2 separate regions of the Homo sapiens genome follow, and region 1 is linked to region 2. Evidence: chromatin loops called from intact Hi-C (ENCODE). Cell type or tissue: A673. All regions are shown on one strand. Each heading gives the region's core, and the rest is flanking DNA. Links, peaks and the distances in the headings are about the cores only. Region 1 has its middle 57 kb from the start of CABLES1. Region 2 overlaps SLC35D4 (solute carrier family 35 member D4).

The links. Peaks named below come from ENCODE experiments on the same cell type or tissue, not always from the same donor. Only the 100,000 strongest peaks of a DNase experiment are listed, where the experiment ranks them.
Region 1: it touches region 2 in a loop (7-fold over the local background); 9 of 110 quality-filtered maps call a loop at or near these places.

The regions. Positions count from the first base shown.
Region 1 is chr18:23,072,792-23,083,266 of GRCh38, forward strand. No RefSeq gene overlaps it. Among named protein-coding and RNA genes, the nearest start is that of CABLES1, 57 kb to the right of the region's middle. In A673, for the core only: a CTCF peak has its summit at 4,756; a DNase peak (open chromatin) is centred at 4,780.
Region 2 is chr18:23,372,831-23,383,305 of GRCh38, forward strand. SLC35D4 (solute carrier family 35 member D4) reads right to left here. Exons shown (of 15, transcript NM_032933.6): 6 at 4,816-4,841; 7 at 882-933. Among named protein-coding and RNA genes, the nearest start is that of SLC35D4, 60 kb to the right of the region's middle. RefSeq lists enhancers at 3,617-4,116, 5,324-5,453. In A673, for the core only: CTCF peaks have their summits at 6,206 (motif pointing left) and 6,410; DNase peaks (open chromatin) are centred at 5,031 and 6,171.

The DNA of each region.
Region 1 (10,475 bases), core at 1,058-9,057, 300 kb before region 2:
CCACTGCACTCCATCCTGGGAAACAGGGCGAGATCCTGACTCAAAATATACTATACACAGACACAACACACGCACACACACACACACACATACACACACGTAAAGTAGGTACCTAATAAATATTAGTTTCCTTCCTTTCTGCTATTTATACTCTGGGCAAAACACAGAATCCTTAGAGAAGTCCTCTACACTTTTTTTTTCCTCCAATGTACATTATTTTATCCTCCAAGTAAGATTATCTAATAATAATACTAAGACCTAGCCAGATGCAGTGGTTCACGCCTGTAATTCCAGCACTTTCGGGGGCTGAGGTGGGAGGATGGCTTGAGCTCAGGTGTTTGAGACCAGCCTGGGCAACATGCTGAAACCTTGCCTCTACAAAAATAGAAAACTGAGCCGGGTGAGGTGGTGCACACCTGTAGACCCAGCTACTGAGGGAGACGGGTTGGGGGCTGAGGTGGGAGGATCACTTGAACCCAGGAAGCGGAGGTTGCAGTGAGCTGAGATCGTACCACTGCACTCCAGCCTGGGCAACAGAGCAAAATTCTGTCTCAGAAAAAAAAAAAAACCCTAAGACCTAACATTTCCCAGGTACTTACCATGTGCTAGGAACTATTCAGTACGTATATATTTGTATATTTAATAATTTAATGCTCACAACTCAGTGAGGCTGGGTTTCCCAAATAAGGAAATGAAGGTGCAGAGAAGTGAAGAAATATGTCAAGGTCACACAGCCAGTAGATGAGGGAGCTAGGATTTGAACCTGGGCACCCTGGCTTGAGTCCACACTCTGAACCAATAGAAACCAGTACATCAGAGATCACATAGTTCAGCCCCTGTGGATGATACATTTGCTGAGCTACCTCTCTTTCCCAACCTTTCTTTTTGTTTTCTTATCTCCTCTCATCTCTTCTTTTCTTCTCAGTTGAGGAAACTGAAAGCCACGTTGGACAATGTTAGGTGACATGCTCAGAATGACATAGCTACTTCTGGCATTTATTCTGACTCCTATCCCAGGCCTTTTCCATGGCAGCATGGACCAATATGAAGGCAAATGGCTAAAATTAATTTTTTTAAGTAAATATTTTATATTATCTTATCCTCCTAGTTGTAATAATCATTTGAAGGTATCAGATCTGATAACAAAATATTTACATTAGATACCATAGTGTTTCTTTTTGTTTAATTAATACCAATTTGAAATGTGTTCTTTGTTTTTGCTAGTGTTGTTTGAATTTCTGCCCCCATAAATATTTGTGCCGTTGTCTTAGTTTCAATTAGCATTTGGTGTTTTCCTTGGACTGGTTTTTGTGATGGGATGGGGGTGGAGTATTCACAGCCTGATATGCCTTCTGTGAAACTCTGCATCCCGAAACCACATAGCGCAGTGCAGGAGACGACATCGATGTACAGTCAAAACAAGACTGGGAGTGCCCTGTGAGCCAGGCAGTGCTGCGTCTCAGCTGCAGAGTGACCCTGAAGCTCAGGACACCCGGAGGCAGTCATCACACGGAGGAACACTGAAAAAACAAGCCCTCCCCTGAACCTTCCAGAACTTTGCTCTGAACTGACACAAGGTGACCACCATCCAGAACCTAATTCCAGGGAAGAACACTTTTATGAGAGTCAACAGGTGTCATTGAGAAATCTGGATATAAGTTCATAGAGGGTGGTGGAGGAGAGAAATAAGACATTGTAAACCAAAGGCCCTTGCAGATAGAAGGATTTCCAAGTGCTCCTATATGTCAATGAACTCCTTTGAGTTTTTATTTCCCCATCTGTAAAATGGGACTACTAATACTCATCCTGATGATCACCAGGGACCAAATGAGGAAGTTATGTAAATGAGATCAGTTTAAAAACTATAAAGTGCTCTGGGAATACGACTGCTATTCTGTAATACATGTATGTATGTACTGTATGTATGAAGTGGAGTTTCAGCAGCATGACATGGACAACAGTGATTTCCACTAAAACACATGAGAAAGAATATACAATTCATGATAAATTTCAAGTGACTGTTGCATTTATTTTTATTATTTTTGGTTTTTAAAGACAGGGTCTCTCTGTTGCCCAGGCTGGAGTGTGGTGGCTATTCACAGGTGGGTCATGGTTGTAGCACACTACAGCATCAAACTTCTAGGCTCAAGTGATGCCCCACCTCAGCCTCCATAGCTGGGACTACAGGCAAACTCTATCACACCGAGCTAGTTATTGCATTTTTTTTTTTTTTTTGAGACAGAGTCTCACTCTGTTGCCAGGCTGGAGTGCAGTGGCGCAATCTCAGCTCACTGCAACCTCTGCCTCCTGGGTTCAAGCGATTCTCGTGCCTCAGCCTCCCAAGTAGCTGGGATTACAGGCGTGCGCCACCACATCCAGCTAGTTTTTGTATTTTTAGTACAGATGGGGTTTCACCATGTTGCCCAGGCTGGTCTCAATCTCCTGATCTCGTGATCTGCCCGCCTTTGCCTCCCAAAGTGCTGGGATTATAGGCATGAGCTACCGCTCCTGGCCGCTACTGCATTTTTAAACCTGGGTCAAGCAAGACAGCTTTGCAAACATAACAAAATAACAACAATACAGTCCCGTAGTGTTAGATAGGGATTTTGCACGGGCACTGAGCCTTCCAGACAAACTCAAGGCTGGTGAGGCAGGTGATACCTACAGCCTGGAGGAGCCAACTCCTCTACGCATGCTACACACACAGGGGTGCCGTTTCTGGGCTGCAGCTCCAGGCTGGGGAGAGTTCCTCGCATGGATAAATGTTAGAGACAGTGTCTTACAAAAATGAAAAACGAAGTCAAGTTTTCTTCGCAGCTTCTATACATGTACCCAATGAAAATCAGAAAACCACAATTCTAATTCTTAGGCCGGGCGCGCTGGCTCATGCCTGTAATCTCAGCACTTTGGGAGGCCAAGGCAGGTGGATCACCTGAGGTCAGGAGTTCGAGACCAGCCTGACCAACATGGAGAAACCCCTGTCTCTACTAAAAATACAAAATGGGCCAGGCGCAGTGGCTCACGCCTGTAATCCCAGCACTTTGGGAGGCCAAGACAGGTGGATCACGAGGTCAGGAGATTGAGACCATCCTGGCTAACATGGTGAAACCCCATCTCTACAAAAACTACAAAAATTAGATGGGCGTGGTGGTGGGTGCCTGTAGTCCCAGCTACTCGGGAGGCTGAGGCAGGAGAATGGCGTGAACCCAGGAGGCAGAGCTTGCAGTGAGCCAAGATCACACCACTGCACTCCAGGCTGGGTGACAGGGTGAGACTCCGTCTCAAAAAAAAAAAAAAGAAAAACACAGTTCTAATTCTTATTGATACTCTTTTGTCTCAGAATGATAGAACGGAGAAAAAGTAGAGGTTTTTTTTTTTGAGACACAGTCTCACTCTGCAGCCCAGCCTGAAGTGCAGTGGCAGGATCACTGCAGACTCAACCTCCTGAGCTCAAGCAATGCTCCTACCTCAGTCCCCCAAGTAACTGGGACTATAGACACACACCACCACACCTGGCTACTTTTTTTCATTTTTTGTAGAGACAGGGTTTCACTTTGCTGCCCAGACTGTGTCTCAAGCTCCCGGTTTCAAGCAATCGTCCCACCTCAGTCTCCCAAATTGCTGAGATTACAGGTGTGAGCCACGGTGCCTGGCCAAAAGTAGGATTTTATAGTGATATTCCACAATCCTTCATCAAGTCTCATCCAAATCAATCTGTTTCTTCAAGATTTCACAAAATCATCAAATGCTGGGGCTGCAAAGGATTTTAAGTGTTATGTTCTAGTCGTTCACCAGAGATTCAGTTTCATCCCTACAGCGTCAAGGCTAAAAACTCTTGTGTTGGGATTTGACCACCTGAAATCATATCCTGGCTCTACCATTTCCTGGATGTAGGACTCTGAGAAATTTAAACTATCTCCAAGTCCCAGTTTCCTCATCTATAAAATGGAAACAATAATAATATCTACCTCAGGCTTGCTGTAATGAAGAAATGAAATAACGTACCCTAACGTCATGTCCAGCACCCAGCAACTGGCCAGTTAGTGTTCACTATTACTGTCAATTTTAGAAACGTTAGATACAAAGCACAAAATACTCTGCAGCACCATTAAGCCAAGGCGTCCCATTGGAGACTCTGGCAGTCTGTGCCTGCCAATAGCTAACTCCATTTTTTTTTTTTTTTTTTTTGAGACGGAGTCTCGCTCTGTCACCCAGGCTGGAGTGCAGAGGCGCGATCTCGGCTCACTGCAAGCCCCGCCTCCTGGGTTCACACCATTCTCCTGCCTCAGCCTCCCGAGTAGCTGGGACCACAGGCCCCCGCCACCACGTCTGGCTAATTTTTTGTATTTTTCGTAGAGACGAGGTTTCACCATGTTAGCCAGGATGGTCTCGATCTCCTGACCTCATGATCTGCCCACCTCAGCCTCCCAAAGTGCTGGGATTACAGGCTTGAGCCACCGTGCCCGGCCGCCACTAGCTAACTCTTGATCTGTAAAGCTAATTAACTGAGTATTTATCAGAGTGGGGAAAGAAAAAGGAATTTGAAGGGAGTGACAATAAAATTAATTTAAATATCGTAAATCCAATTCAGTAAATCCTTTCACTCAAGAGAAGTGAAGGCAGTGTTTCCAGGACACAGACAGGTATGCTTTGTGCACATGTGCTTCCCACTCCAGAAAGCAAGCCTGGCGTCCATGATCTTATGGTGTGTGGAGGGGATATCAACAAACTGGCTGCTCAGGAGCAGGGACCATTCCCAGCCTGGCATGTGTGTAAGTGAGAAAAGCAGGGGGCACCAGAGTCACAGGTTAAAAAAGTGGTTCAGCTTCCTGGAGCACTACTCTTCTGAAACAGAACGTAAATATTTGCATGCATTTTTTCAGACAAAATACACTACTTCAAAGAACTTTCTGGCATGCCATATTCCATCTCTAGCTGGGCCTCCAGTTCCGCAGGGACTGTATACTCTGTTCTGCCAAGGAGGGCTCTGGGGGAAGAGCTGGTGGTGCCCTGGAGTAGGAGAAAGATCACTGGACCAGGAGGCAGCGCGGGGAATGGCTGAGGTCTAGGTTCCATCCCCTCTGCTCCTCTAACCCCTTCTACTGTCACTAAAGGCACTATCTCAGCTCCTGCACTTAGCATGGCTTCCCTAAGTTACCCCAGCAGCCACCCAAGAAGGTGGCTAAGAAAGAAGCACTTCCTTCTTTCACGTAGAGTGATCTTTTGAAACCAAATTGACTCAGGCTAGAAACCTTCCATGAGTCCCTCTGGCTTCTGGAGTAAAGTCCCTGGCACAAGGCCCCTCACAGCCCAACTCCCAATGAAGGCTTTGCTATTCCACCACTCCCCATGCACCCCACATCCCTCAGCTCCCTCCCTGTTCTCCTCGCTTTTCCTGGTGCAGCTCCATCTGCCTTGTTCCCCAGTCCACTCCACCCAGGGAACCTTGGCTCACCCCTTGAGACCTCATTCATAGCCCTCCCGAGTAGGATGTGTTCCATCTCAACAAAGCAAGGTCCCCACGTTAACTGGCAGCCCTGGTTATCAGTGCGTGCTGACTGCAATTGTGTTTATTCCCTTTTCTTTTTCTTTTCCTTTTTTTTTTTTTGAGATGGAGTTTTACTCTTGTTGCCCAGGCTGGAGTGCAATGGCGTGATCTCGGCTCACCGCAATCTCCGCCTCCCGGGTTCAAGCGATTCTCCTGCCTCAGCCTCCCAAATAGTTGGGATTGCAGGCATGCACCACCATGCACGGCTAGTTTTGTATTTTTAGTAGAGATGGGGTTTCTCCATGTTGGTCAGGCTGGTCTCGAACTCCTGACCTCAGGTGATCCACCTGCCTTGGCCTCCCAAAGTGTTGGGATTACAGGCGTGAGCCACCACGCCTGGCCGTTATTCCCTTTTCTAGTTGGCAGAGAAAACCTCAAGAAGCTCTTTTGAAACTAAATCTCAGCAGATTTTTATTTCCAAACAGAATTAAAACAGGAAGTGAGAGTCAAAGTGTGCTCCACTGTGACAAAAGTCACATTAGGAAATCAAAGTGTCCTCATCTCTTAGGAAGCTCAGGTCTCCTTAGGGGCACAGTGAAATTCCCAGGCTTCCATCTGAGAGTCTATGGAAACTCACTTCAAGAGGTTCTCACTGGTGTTTGATTTTACTCCGAGGCAGGGCAAAATGTTTCATGGTTTTGAACGTGAAGAAAGTTCCTGCAGAGGCAAAGTCAGACAGGGTCAACTGCAGGGGCTGCAGAGAGCCAGGCTGGGGGCCAGCTAGAGTTAGAAGAGACTTCAGTGTTTCCTTCAATTAAAAAAAAAAAAAAAAGCCCTTTTGTAGAGGAAGTCCTGTGTCTCCAAGCAAGTTCTAACTTCACTAAAAAAAGCTTAGCTAAGCTCCGCCAACTGATTCGGTCTTTTTCCACAGAGAGGGAGAAGAGGGATGGCTGTTTTCTCTCAACTCCAGAGGAGAGTGAGTGAGGAATGAATTGTTTGTCTTCCACATAGCAAACCAAACTGGAGTCATTTTTACCCGAATGTATCAGTGGAAACCAAACTGGCGTCACTACAAAATTCCCAAGTCTCTTGCTGCTTCTGGGTTTATTCCTTGTTGTCAATGTTGTTTATTTTGTTCTTCCCACAAGTTGCAATGAATAATGTTGAATAAATGAATGAATAATGAATAATAAGAATGAATAATAAGTGAATGAATGAACACAAAACAGAAACTAACAAACTATCCAGGAAGCACAGAGATGTGTCATAGCCAGCAGAGAAAGGCTAAAAGACCTCAAGTTGTTTTCTGCCATTCTTACAAAGATGCTAATTATTATTATTATTATTTTTGAGATGGAGTCTTGACCCGTCACTCAGGCTAGAGTGCAGTGGGGCGATCTCGGCTCACTGCAAGCTCTGCCTCCCGGGTTCACGCCATTCTCCTACCTCGGCCTCCTGAGTAGCTGGGACTACAGGCACCCGCCACCACTCCTGGCTAATTTTTTGTATTTTTAGTAGAGACGGGGTTTCACCGTGTTAGCCAGGATGGTCTCGATCTCCTGACCTCGTGATCCACCTACCTCGGCCTCCCAGAGTGCTAGGATTACAGGCGTGAGCCACCACAACCGGCCGATGCTAATATTTTATCCGAACTCTACTTACAGCTCAAATTTTCGTTTTGTCATTCATCATTTATCTATTCATCTGGTACTTACTGAGTTGTTATATGTGAGGCATTGCATTAAAAGTCACCCAGGCTGGGTGCAGTGGCTCACGCCTGTAATCCCAGTATTTTGTGAGGCCAAGGCAGGAGGATCACGAGATCAGGAGATCGAGACCATCCTGGCTAACACAGTGAAACTCCATCTCTACTGAAAATACAAAAAATTAGCTGGGCGTGGTGGCGGGTGCCTGTAGTCCCAGCTACTCGGGAGGCTGAAGCAGGAGAATGGCGTGAACCCGGGAAGTGGAGCTTGCAGTGAGCCGAGATGGTGCCACTGCACTCCAGCCTGGGTGACAGAGTAATACTCCATCTCAAAAATAAAAAGAAAAAAGTAATCAGATATATAAAAAAACTTGGAATAAACAAAAAAAAATTACTGGTGTCTCCAGTGGAAAACAATGTGTTGCTTAGAGCACACTGTTCTAGATTATTTAATTTCAGCTATTTATTGTCTTTGAGCTATTTTATAACTTTTTTTTTGAGACAGGATCTCGCTCTATCACTCAGGCTACAGCGCTGTGGTGCAAACACAGCTCACAGCAGCCTCCACCTTCCAGGCTCTGGTAGATCGTCTCGCCTCTGCCTCCTGAGTAGCTGGGACTACAGGCGTGTGCCACAATGCCTGGCTAATTTTTACATTTTTCATAGAGATGGGGTCTTGCTGTGTTGCCCAGGCTTGTCTCAAACTCCTGGGCTCAAGCAGTCCCCCACCTTGAGCCCACCAAAGTACTGGGATTACAGGCATAAGCCACCTTGTCCAGCCTATTTTAACTTTTAAGTTGTCAAATACTGATAGCAATGCAAAATAATTCTTGTCTCTAGACGTAAATTCTGTTTGGTGGTGGTTGAATTGACTCCCTCTGCTCATACCCATTAATCTCCCCCACCTCAACCTGCCTTTGGAAAGAGCGAAGTTCACATCTATTTATAAATTTATTTCAACATTTATTTTATTTTATTTTGTTTTTGAGATGGAGTCTCACTCTGTCACCCAGACTGGAGTATAGTGGTGCAATCTCGGCTCACTGCAACCTCTACCTCCTGGGTTCAAGCAATTCTCCTGCCTCAGCCTCCCAAATAGCTGGGATTACAGGCACCCACTACCGTGCCTGGCTAATTTTTATATTTTTAGTAGAGATGGGGTTCCACCATGTTGGCCAGGCTGGTCTCAAACTCCTGACCTCAAGTGATCTGCCCACCTCGGCCTCCCAGTGTTCTGGGATTACAGGCATGAGCCCCACACCCGGCCTCAACATTTCTTTATTCCACATCAGTATGTGGTTCTTTGCTTTCTCCTTTAAATGATCATAACATCTGCCTGGTTCCTGTCTCATAATGAGGTAAATAAAATCTTTAACATGTGTTCATTGTATATCTATGTGAGAGTCATGATTTTACCTTTTCAGAAAACTTCCTTTAACAAAGGTAGCAATCTTTTCAAGTACTGTTCATGTTTCTGAGTCTTAAGAAATGATTGCCGGGTGCGGTGGCTCATGCCTGTAATCCCGGCACTTTGAGAGGTGGAGGCGGGCAGATCACAAGGTCAGGAGTTCGAGACCAGCCTGGCCAACATGGTGAAACTCCCGTCTCTAATAAAAATACAAAAATTAGCTGGGTGTGGTGGCACGTGCCTGTAACCCCAGCTACTGGGGAGGCTGAGGCAGGAGAATCGCTTGAACCTAGGAGGTGGAGGTTGCAGTGAGCCGAGATTGTGCCGCTGCATTCCAGCCTAGGGGACAGAGTGAGACTCCGTCTCAAAAAAAAAAAAAGGGAAATGATTATCTCCTGCCCAAGGTTATGAAGATATTTTAATGCACGTGCTTCTAGGCCTTTTAAAGTTTTGCTTTTAGCCAGGTGAAGTGGCTCATGCCTGTAAGCCCAGCACTCTAAGGGGCTGAGGCAGGAGGATTACTTGAGTCCAGGAGTTCAAGACAAGCCTAAACTTGGCAAAACCCCATCTCTACAAAAAAATACAAAAATTATCTGAGTGTGGTGGTGTGCATCTGTCATCCCAGCTATTATACTTGGGAGGCTCAGGTGGGAGGATCATCTGAGCCTGGGGAGACTGAAGCTGCAGTGAGTTGTGTTTGCACCACTGCACCGTAGCCTGGCCAACAGAAGAGACCCCGTCTCAAAAAATATATAAATAATAAAGTTTTGCTTTTATTATTCAAGTAATGTGGAATAGATGTTTGTTTATGGTATGAAACAGGGATGAAATTTAATTTTTTTCCCCGTAGAGGGCCAGTTTTCCCAGGCACCATTTATTAACCCCTTTCCCCACTTCATTGGTAATTCTGCCTCTGTCATGTGTCAAGATTCCTTTATGCATAAGTCTGTTTCAATGGGCCCCATTCTGTTCCAGAGGTCTACTTTTCCATTTCTATACCAATATCATATTGCTATAATTCCTGTAGCTTTATAAGAAATTCTAATATCTGGGTAAGCCTCCTGCCATGTACTTTATAATTAAAATTACCATGACTGGCTGGGCATGGTGACTCACACCTGTAATCCTAGCACTTTGGGAGGCCAAGGTGGGAGGATCACTTGAGGCCAGGAGTTCCAGACCAGCCTCGGACAACATGGTGAGACCCCTGTCTCTACAGAAAAAAAAAAAAATTAGCTGGGTGTGGTGGTGCATGCCTGTAGTCCTAGCCACTCAGGAGGCTGAGACAGAAGGATTGCTTGAACCAAGGAGTTTGAGGCTGCAGTGAGTTATGATTACACCAGTGCACCCCAGCCAGGGGAACAGAGCGAGACCCTGTTTCTAAATTAATTAATTAATTATGTAAAATAAAATTACCATGGCTATCATTGGCCCTTTACTTATCTGCATAACTTTTAGAATTAGCGTATGAAGATTGTCATAATACTCATTAGAATTTTCACGTAAATGTTATTGGATTCGCAGATGACTTTGGGAAGGATTGACTTCTTTAGGATTTCTTGGCTTTTTATCCACAAACATGATAAATATTTCCATTTGTTTAGATTTCTGAAAATATATTTTTTCATAGAGCTTTATAATTTTCTCCAGACAACTCTTGCACATCATTTGTTAGTTTAATTCCTAGGTACTTTGTGGTTTGGCTGTTATAAATGGAATGTTTCAGATGTTTATTGCTGGTATATCGTAATGCAGTTGATTCTTCATATACTGACATTATGTCTACCAACCTATATGTGTTCTTAAAGTTCGAACTTTAACATGTGATTCCTCTGCCAATTCTTAGTTCTTCCTGGACACCAGGGACTCCTTTC
Region 2 (10,475 bases), core at 1,300-9,299:
CTCTTTGTGTCCCCAGAGCCTGGCTCAGTGCCTGACACGTGGTGGGGACCTAATAATGCTGGGGGAGAAAAGGAGGGAGAAAAAAAGAAAGAAAGGAAACCCAGAAATGAGATGACTACTGGGGGGCGGGGGTGGGTCCTCAGCACCTCATAAAGAAAACTCAACTTTAGCACAGGATAATAAAATAAAAATCATTTTGCAGGCCAGGCACAGTGGCTCACGCCTGTAATACCAGCACCTTGGGAGGCCGAGGCGGGCAAATCACTTGAGGTCAGGAGTTTGAGACCAGCCTGGCCAAGATGGAGAAACCTCATCTGTACTAAAAATACAAAAAATTAGCTGGGCATGGTGGTGGGCGCTTGTAATCCCAGCTACTCGGGAGGCTGAGGCAGGAGAATTGCTTGAACCCGGGAGGTGGAGGTTGCAGTGAGCTGAGATCGTGCCACTCCACTCCAGCCTGGGCAACAGGGTGAGACTCTGTCTCAAAACAAAACAAAAACAAAAACAAAAAATCACTTTGCAGGAGATGAGGCCCTTGGGAGGAGAGAAAATCAACTTTGCCTCCATGGCTGAGGCTGGGGCAATTTGGGCGTTGGCTTGCAGGTTCACCAGGCATGTACAGAGGACAGATGGCAGCCACCACAGTGCCCAGGGACCACAGCTCTGCAGGCCACGATGCCTGCAGCCCTGCGGAGAAGGCAAAGGCCTGGGGAAATGGTGTTGCCCAGGCCCAGAGCTACCCAGCCTGCAAGATTTGGAATGCTTCTGCATAGGCCAAGTTATCCTGCTTCTAAAAGGAAGGACTAGGAAATTCTGGTCATACACCCAGGCTTCAGAGAATAAAAGACACTTTGAAGGCAAATGAGTTCACTTGGACTTACCTGGGAGTCATTGAAGGGAAGGCATCCTGCTGCGGCCAGGAGGAGGAGGGCACTGTGGAGAGGGAGATAAAACACTGCAGCTTCACCTTTCAACATCAAAGGTTTCCCTAAGAGCGTGGAGGTGAAAATGCATCCTCTGGAGTTGGATGAGGCAAAGATCCTGCGAGACCAACTTGGTTCCTCTGTCCTTCCTCTGTGAACCTGACTACCTGTGTAGTTTTCAATTATGTGCTCTACTCATAAGCAGACATTTCCTTCTCTGGACCTCAGCTAGCCGTTTCCCAGAGTCAGGCATTTACAGGACATCTGCAAAACCACAGCTGGCTCACTTGAGGAAAATAGTGTGCCTGTGAAACATCTAATAAAACAAGTGTTTTTTCAACTGCAGATCCCCAAAAATATACAAGTGAAAAACTGGGGAATCAGACCACAAATATGCCTGTTTCAAAAATGAAAACACTACGGAAATTGCATTAAAATCCTTTGTGCAACCCCACAACCGAATGATCAAACTTAACACCACCAATAATGAGGCAGATCCACATTGTGTGCCTCTTGATATAAAGCTCGGAAGGACACAACATCACTTGGGTGGTATTCCTGCCAAACATGCAGAGCGTGGATTGAACCACGAGGAAACACTGAGACAAACCCAAATTTAGGACAGTTCACAAAACAACAGGCCTCCCCTATTCAAAAATGTGAAGGCAATGAAAGACAATAAAAAACTGAGGAACTGTTCTAGATTAAAGGGTACAAAAGAGATATGACATCTTTTTTTTTTTTTTTTTGAGATGGAGTTTCACTCTTGTTGCCCAGGCTGGAGTGCAATGGCACGATCTCGGCTCACCATAACCTCCGCCTCCCGGGTTCAAGCGATTCTCCTGCCTCAGCCTCCCGAGTAACTGTGATTACAGGCATGCACCACCTCACCAGGCTAATTTTGCATTTTTAGTAGAGGTGGGGTTTCTCCATGTTAGTCAGGCCGGTCTCGAACTCCCGACCTCAGGTGATCCGCCTGCCTCGGCCTCCCAAAGTGCTGGGGTTACAGGCCTGAGCCAATACACCTGGCTTAGACATGACATCTTTAGGGGAAAAAAATGTTATAAAAGATAGTATTGTGCCAGGTATGGTGGCTCATACCTGTAATCCCAGCACTTCAGGAGGCCAAGGCGGGCAGACCACTTGAGTTCAGGAGTTTGAGCCCAGCCTGGCCAATATGGTAAAACCCCTTTTCTACTAAAAGCACAAAAATTAGCCAGGCGTGGTGGCACATGCCTATAGTCCCAGCTACTCAGGAGGCTGAGGCAGGAGAATCACTTGAACCCGGGAGGCAGAGGTTTCAGTGAGCCAAGATGGCACCACTGCACTCCAGCCTGGGCAACAAAACGAGACTCCATCTCAAAAAAAAAATAAAAATAAAAATAAATAAATAAATAATAATAATAATAATATTGTGGCCAGATAATAAGTGGCAACATTTGAACATGGACTCAATATTAAATAACAGTATCATATCAGATGTTATTTTCTAAATTCAATGACTGCACTTTGGTTATCTAAGGGATGGTTGTTTTTAGGAGACACAGTATTTAGTATTTAGAAGTGGAGTCATGACCTCTACAACTTATTCTCAAATGATTCAGAAAAAATAAGAGCAAGAATAATATCTACATTATCATATATTTATGTGATATTTATGTATGTTTATGCATGTGTATACATATATACATTGAGATAGCAAGAAAGCAAATGCAAAAAATGTTACCAATGGGTGAATCTTGGTGAAGAATACATGAGAGCTCACTGTAATATTCTTGCAACTTTTCTGTAGGTTTAAACTTTTCCCCCCGTAAAATGTTTTATTAGAAAAATCTCTTATACATACTAAAATATTTACAGATGAAATGCTAGGGTGCCTGGAATAAATACTGAGCAAGGCAGTGGGTGGGGCCAGAAGCTGAAAATGGCTGAAGCTGGGAACTGGGTACACAGGACTTCATTCATTACATTATTCTGTTTACTTTGATATGTCTTTAGAAATTTTCACCGTAAAGCAATTTTTAAAAATTCTTGCTCAAAAAAGTAACACTGCCAAACACAGATATTTTCAGGAAGCTATCCTCACTCATTAGAAAGTCAATTTGGAGCTGGTTCAGTAATCCCTGGTTTACGGCCTATTCCTTCTGAGTTTCATATGCCAAAAGCTCTTGCCTCTAGCTTTCCCCACTCTCTCCTCCTAAAAGAAGGCGCCAGAAAGCATAAAACCCAAATTATCACTTAGTCTCTCTCCTCTTTCCATTTTATAGAGGCAACATATATATAGTGCCCCTTAACTACTGACTATTCCATCAGGCAGCAAACAGCAAAGGATCAAAGGCGTGAACAAAAGCACCGAATACAATGTTTTCACTTTCAGGGAACTTTGCCATATGCCATCTCCCACCAACACAGATTCTGTATTCTACATAGAGACTACATGTTTTTATATGTACACATAAACATATATATCTAACACACAACAACTTGGCATGTGTAATCTTAGTACACTGAAAACAGTGGTGCTGATCAATTCTGACAGTCCTCACTGCTGTAACCATGTGTAGATGTCACTGTACCCAATGGACCAGCACTGACCGGCTGGGCCAGAGGCAGGAGGACTGGCAGAGGGGCCCTCGGAGCTGAGGCCCCAGAGCCTTGGGAAGGTCAGGACAACATGGAGCAGCCTGAGGCTCAGGACACTTCTCTACCTCAGCCTGCCCTACTCCTATAGCCTTGCTGACTTTCAAGGCACCCCAACACACAAATGACCTAGAGAAGAATCCAAGGCAAACAGTGGGGTGAGTGGAGAAGAGACTGTCAGGGGAGCTTCTTGGGGCTGCCCAGGAACAGGCAGGTTTTGTGGTGGGAGGAGAGGAGAATCCTGATATCCTGATGGGTTTGGTGTCTACCTACAGTGAAAGGCTTTATAGAATAGAGGATGCTTCCCCATCCATGGAGAATGAGCATCAGAGATCACCCCAAACAGACAACCTCTTGGAACTGTGGAAGATGGGGGATACCCAAGGGTGAGACACCTGCCTGCCTTCCCACCCCACCTGGCCTCAAGCAGTACCTGATTACATCAGGTATCATGAGCTTTACCGCCTCTCTTTGACACCTGCTAGTCTCCTTTTAAACAGGAGGATAGTCTTGAAGTTTGGTTTTGTCTTGTTCTTTCAAGGTGCAACCTGTAATAAAGGAATAAAAGGAGGGTGGGGGATTGGATGAAAGCCCAGAAATATCTGCAGTAGAAATCCTAAATCCATCTATCAAAGCACCTCTGTTGGTTTTCTGTCTCCAGGACTGAGCTGCTTGGCCTGCAGAGGAAGCGGGAAGCAGTCAGATGCAAGGCACCCAGGTTAGAATTCAAATGCTGCAGGCACCGGGGTCTGCATGACAGGACGGCCCAGTTTACGCTGTAGCTGAGGAAACTGAGGCAAAGAGGACGAGGAAAGCTGCCCACAATCACCCTGCTATGGCCCAGGACTGCAGTTCAGATCCCAGGACTTCCAGGCTGGTGCTTTTTCCACCACGGAAAATATTAAAGACTAAATAAACTACAAACATTACTTTTAAATTTTTAAGTCATTTCCATGTTTTTCATTTTCATTCTCCATCAGTATTACACAACTGTTAGTAAAGTTTTGGGCATCAATGACTGAAATCTAGCACAGGTTGGTTCTGGTGTTTTCTCTTTTGGAATAAAATATTTCAGAAAGAAAAGAAAAACACAAGAAATTTTAGACTAAGACACAAATTAGGGATATATGAATGTTTATAATAAATTCTTCTGCCACCTCTTAGAGTATGAATCTTGAACAGTTTATCATTCAAGTTAAAAATAGGTTAAATCTTATATTATGGCTTTTTGGGGGGAGGGCAGTAAACTTACCTACAGATCTTTGCAGGAGATGTTTTCTGCATAAAAGTAAAGAAACATACAATTAGACTTTTAAAACTTTTTAAATTCCTCTTAAAAGGAAACATTTTGATCAAGAGGCAAATAAATTATGAGTAGATTTATCAAGAGCTTAACAGCTTGCTGCACTTTAGTATTTATTGAGGCTTTTTCTGCTTGGGCCAAATGAAGGATGACTCAGAATTCCAGAGTTGAGTCACTTCAGCAAAGTACTTTCACCATTAGAATGATGTTTACTCGTGAAAGATAAAATGACGCTGGGGCTGTGTCTTCAAAAATCTTACATGCTAAGAAGAGGAGAGAGAAAGAAATAGATGTAACCTGTATTTTAAAAAGCAATTAAGCTCTTGTTCTATCTATCCATTTATCTATCTATCTAGTATCACTCTGTTGCCCTGGCTGGAGTGCAATGACATGGTCACTGCAGCCTCAAACTCCTGGGCTCAAGCAATCCTCCCACCTCAGCCTCCTGAGTAGCTAGGACTACAGGCATGAGCCACCATGTATGGCTACTCTTTCTTTCTTTCTTTTTTTTTTTTTCATTTTTGTAGCAGCAGGATCTCACTATGTTGCTCAGTGGTATTGAATTCCTGGCCTCAAGCGATTCTCCTGCCTCAGCCTCCTAAAGCACTGGGATTACAGGCGTGAGCCACTGCACCCAACCTCAACTTCTATTTTAGTTCTGTCTCTTTAAATATTCCATTCACTAATCCAGCTGACTCAGAGCAGTCCTATAAACTATCTGGTGTGATATGAAAATTAAAAAACAGAAAAAAGGAGAAGGGACATTTTACTCCATCCCGAGAGACAAGGGAAAAAAAGGCAGACTGGAGGAATATAAACTTGGCATTTAAATTACCTGTAATGAAGACATTCTGATTTGGACTCACCCTTATAATTCCTTTTGATGAGTCAGTTTAATGAAATCAGACTTTTGTACTGAGAACTCATTTGTACATGTTAGCAGAGAGTAACATGTTAGCAGAGGGTGACACAGATTTTTCTTCTATATTTGATAGAGGAAATGAACAGGTACAATTAAACTTTTGATTAATTCTAAACATTTCAGAAGGATTATTCTGCTAGCTGGGAACAAACTACAATTTTTGATGCTAGTTCAGGCAGTGTGAAGTATGAACATATTGTTTAGACGTGAAGCGCTGACAAGAGAAACATGTGGCTTACTACAAAGGCTACCTTAAGTTTTCATGTGTGCCTAAATAATAAAGTTTCCCCTGTTTTAATGAACAGATTCTATTTTTGCAACTTTAGACTCTAATCTTGATCTTTGTCCAACCCTGCCTCTGCAGAGCACAGGACGCGAGGCCAACCGTGCTGTACTGCCATCTGCTGGGAAGTTAGCCCTCAAGAGCTGAAAGGAGGAGGGCAAAGGTGATCTGGCTCACACCTGCGTAACTGCCCCCGGTATGATAAATGTGTTACTCAAAAATTCTTTTTTTTTTTTTTTTGAGCCAGAGTCTTGCTCTGTTGCCCAGGATGGAGTGCGGTGGCGTGATCTTGGCTCACTGCAACCTCTGCCTCCTGGGTTCAAGCGATTCTCCTGTCTCAGCCTCCCAAGTAGCTGGGATTACAGGTGTGTGCCACCATGCCCAGCTAATTTTTGTATTTTTAGTAGAGATGGGGTTTCACCATGTTGGCCAGGCTGGTCTTGAACTCATGGCCTCAAGTGATCTGCCTGCCTTTGCCCCCCAAAGTGTTGGGATTACTGGCTTGAACCACCATGCCCAGCAGTTACTCAAAATAGAGCTAAATGTAACCAAAACCTCAACAGCCTAGTGTAAGAGCAGAAATTGAGAGGAGGGACTAAAGGGATGCTCTTCCACTTCTGTGAATAGCATGTTCACCCAGTAACTTCCAGGGCTAATGTTTCAGGCCAAAAGAAAAGGCCCCTTCCATGGAGGGGAGTAAAAGAGCACACAGATCCTGGGATACAGAGAGTAAAAACAGGCAATATGTTCATTACTTAGCTCCATCTCCCAGGGCTCTGGATATGACTGAGTTCATGGCAGTCATTTTCCTTTTCAGGATACTCAGTCCAAAATAACCTAGCAACAAGTCCTACTGAGGTCTCAGGGTTCTAAATGGGTTATTATAACTCCTCAAAAGTCATGCTGCCAAAGGGCTAGGGGTGGTGGCTCATGCCTGTAATCCCAGCACTTGGGGAGGCCGAGGAGGGCAGATCACTTGAGGTCAGGTGTTCAAGACCAGCCTGGACAACATGGCGAAACCCCGTCTCTACTAAAAATATCAAAAATTAGCCAGGTGTGGTGGCGCACACCTGTAATCTCAGCTACTCGGGAGGCTGAGGCAGGAGAATCGCTTAGAACCGGGAGGCGGAGATTGCAGTGAACTGAGATCACGCCACCGCACTCCAGCCTGGGCGACAGGGTGAGGCGGTCTCAAAAACAAAACAAAAAAAAGAAGTCATGCTGCCAAAATTAACAATAAATAGCTGACATTCCTCTGGGTTAGCTAACTGAACTGTGAGGGCTACTCACACTGCCAGGTGCTGTTCTAAGGGCTCTGCATGTACTGAATCCTTTAATCATGGGGTAATTAACAGTCATTGGTTCTATGTTAGAGAGGAGAGCACTTGAGGCACTGAGGAATGAGGGAAGCTGCCCATCACCTGCCTGCCAGTCCTGCGGTGTCACCCCTGCTGGCACCCTTAGCCACCACTTGATGCTCCCTCTGCCTGCCTGACAAGGAGAGCCCTTTCTCCTTATCAAACTGGAAAGTCCCTTCCCATCCTGCCTGACTCAGCTCAAATCTATCCACCAGGGAAGCTTTCCTTGCTCCTCCCATGCCGAATTACTGGAGCTCACCCGCTGGCCCACCCATACCCTGTGCCAGCCCGAGTGTACAGGCCAGCCCCTCCATCCAACTCTGCGTTAAGGCTAAGAAATGCGTCTCCTACGTCTCTGCAGCTTTAGGCCTAGCAACATGTTTGACATTTCATAGGTACTTGATAAATCCTGAACAAATGAATAAACAAACAGGAGTATTCTAATATTAAACTATAATAAATAATTCTGCAAGGTAGTTAGATTAATTCCTCGAGCCACGTATTGCCTTACAGTCAAACTGTGTGTGTGTGTGTGTATGTGTGCATGAGTGTGTGTGTGTGTGCATGAATACACAAAGGCCTTGTTGTGGATGGTGAAAATGAACTCTACAGCTCCAGATAGTTTATTTTCATAATCTGAGAATGAAGTCACAAGGAGGTCAACTTTTACTCTCCAAAAATGATTCTAGTAAAATCTACACATAGTAGACAAAATAGCCCTCATGGTAACATTTAACAGTCTGTGAGGTGGCGTGCAAGTGTGTTCCTTATGATAAGGGATGACTTCATCAAGGCTCCTAGCTGTATCATCAGAAATGTAAGTCTCATCAAGAACATATTACAGCAGCATCATAGAGCAGATTTTAACGCTAAATTGCTAAAAACCACCTACAATTCTACAAATAGGGAACAGCCAACTCATGCTTCAACCAATGTGGAATGATAGCCTTAATAGGGATTCCTGACAAACTGTTAAATGGAAAAACAGGATGTTTCTTACCGTTCGTGTAAATACATCTATATATGTGCATGGGAAAAAAGTCTGAAAGAATAGAGTGGTTTCCTCAGGGAAGTAGAAACAGTTGATTTTTGGGTTTTTAGAGTCAGGGTCTCACTGTTGCTCAGGCTGAGGTGCAGTGGCACAATCATGGCTCACTGCAGCCTCGAACTCCTGGCCTCAAGTGATCCTCCTGCCTTGGCCTCCCAAAGCTTTTTGATTACAGGCATGAGCAACTGTGCCCGGCCTCCATCTGTATTTTCTACAACATCTTAAATCTTCTTAGATTTATAAAGGAAAGAAAGGTTTGTTTTAATAACAACAACAACAACAACAACAACAAATTACCCACTCACTTTTTTTCTAGTTTGCCCTGACAAGAAATGATGTTTTGTGTTAGTGATGAAATGGAGTCGAAGATGCAAACACTTATGGTGTTCATTCAGTTATTTCCAAGGACAGGGCCTCTCAGCCAGACATCTGCCCTCATCTCTAGAATGGAAGAGGTCCCCTGCTAGAGGGAAACATCCCTGAAGGACTTTCTAACCCTCAGTCCTACCGTCACCCTCATCTACAGGCTCTGGCCTGCTCATCAGGAAGCAAAACCCTGTGGAGATGCCTTGATCTTATCCAGGTAAATCTTCATTTCTAAATTCATAAGAAAGTAAATCTTCCTTTCTAAATTCATAAGAAAGTATCCCAGCCAGGTGCAGTGGCTCATGCCTGTAATCCCAGCACTTTGGGAGGCTGAGGTGGGCGGATCATGAGGTCAGGAGTTCAAGACCAGTCTGGCTAACATGGTGAAACCCCCATCTCTACTAAAAATACAAAAAATTAGCTGGGCATGGTGGCGGGCACCTGTAATCCCAGCTACTCGGGAGGCTGAGGCAGGAGAATCGCTTGAACCCGGGCAGCGTAGGTTACAGTGAGCCAAGATCACACCACTGCACTCCAGCCCAGGTGACAGTGTGAGACTCAGTCTCAAAAAAAAAAAAAAAAAAAGAAAGAAAGGATCCCTTTGGAGAATATGAGTTTTTTTTTTTAATTTGGACAGGTCAGGTTCCCAGAGCTAAGCCACTCTCAGGGAAGTTCTGCTCCTGAATCTCAGTGACCATTTAGTGACTCTTTAGCTCAGTCCCAGTTCTGGAGGCTGAGCCCAGAGCTCTGAGGAGAACCACCACGTGGTTCCTGCCATTGGAAGACTCAGGGAAGCAGGCCTGAGACACGGGGAAAATCATGCTGTATCTCACTGATCCTAAGACACCAATGATTGTAAAACTTCCACTTATTTTATGTATTAGGGAGAAAGAAAAAAAAATTACACCATGACACATCATTGATTGTAAGAGCCTTCCTACTGTAGATATTCAATTAAAATGTGAAAGAAAAGAAGCACATGTTAGAACTGACGGACTATGGAAACTGCACGATGGTGTTGTAAGTAAAATGTCAGAGAAAGGTGTCCATCCAGGGAACCCTCCAACTGCACAGAGATCAGCCCAAGTGCCGAGAGGCCTCCACCTCCCAGCTTTGGCCGTGGGACTGCCAAATAGAAAATGACAACTGTCTAAGCCCAGGGCTGCTCACTCCAGGCCCTGCCTAAGGGCTCAGGGGATCGAGCTCTTTTTCCTCAGTCCCAGCAAGGCAGCCTGGAGAAGATGAGGACTGAACTAGGGCGGCAGCAGCTGTGAGGGTAGAGGAGGCACAGACTTGGTAATAGGCTGGATGTGGTGGGGAGGGGATACTGGGGAGTCCAAGGGGCCTCCAGGGTTTCTGACTTCGGTGATGATGACCAGGATTGGGGCTACCAAGTGAGAAGCAGGTCTGGAGAAACAGATCAGTTCCATTTCAGATGTCCGGGGAGAACCATAGGACAGCAAGCCCCAGGGCTCTGCAGGGGAGCTGAGCTCAGCAGGAGGTATGGGCTGGAGATGGAGATTTGGGGGTCCTCTGTGAGCAGCAGGTGGCTGGCACAATGGGTGTGGATGAGATTTTCCAGAAAGTATGTGGCATGAGGACAGAGGCTCCTAAGAAACAGCCCAGGGAAAC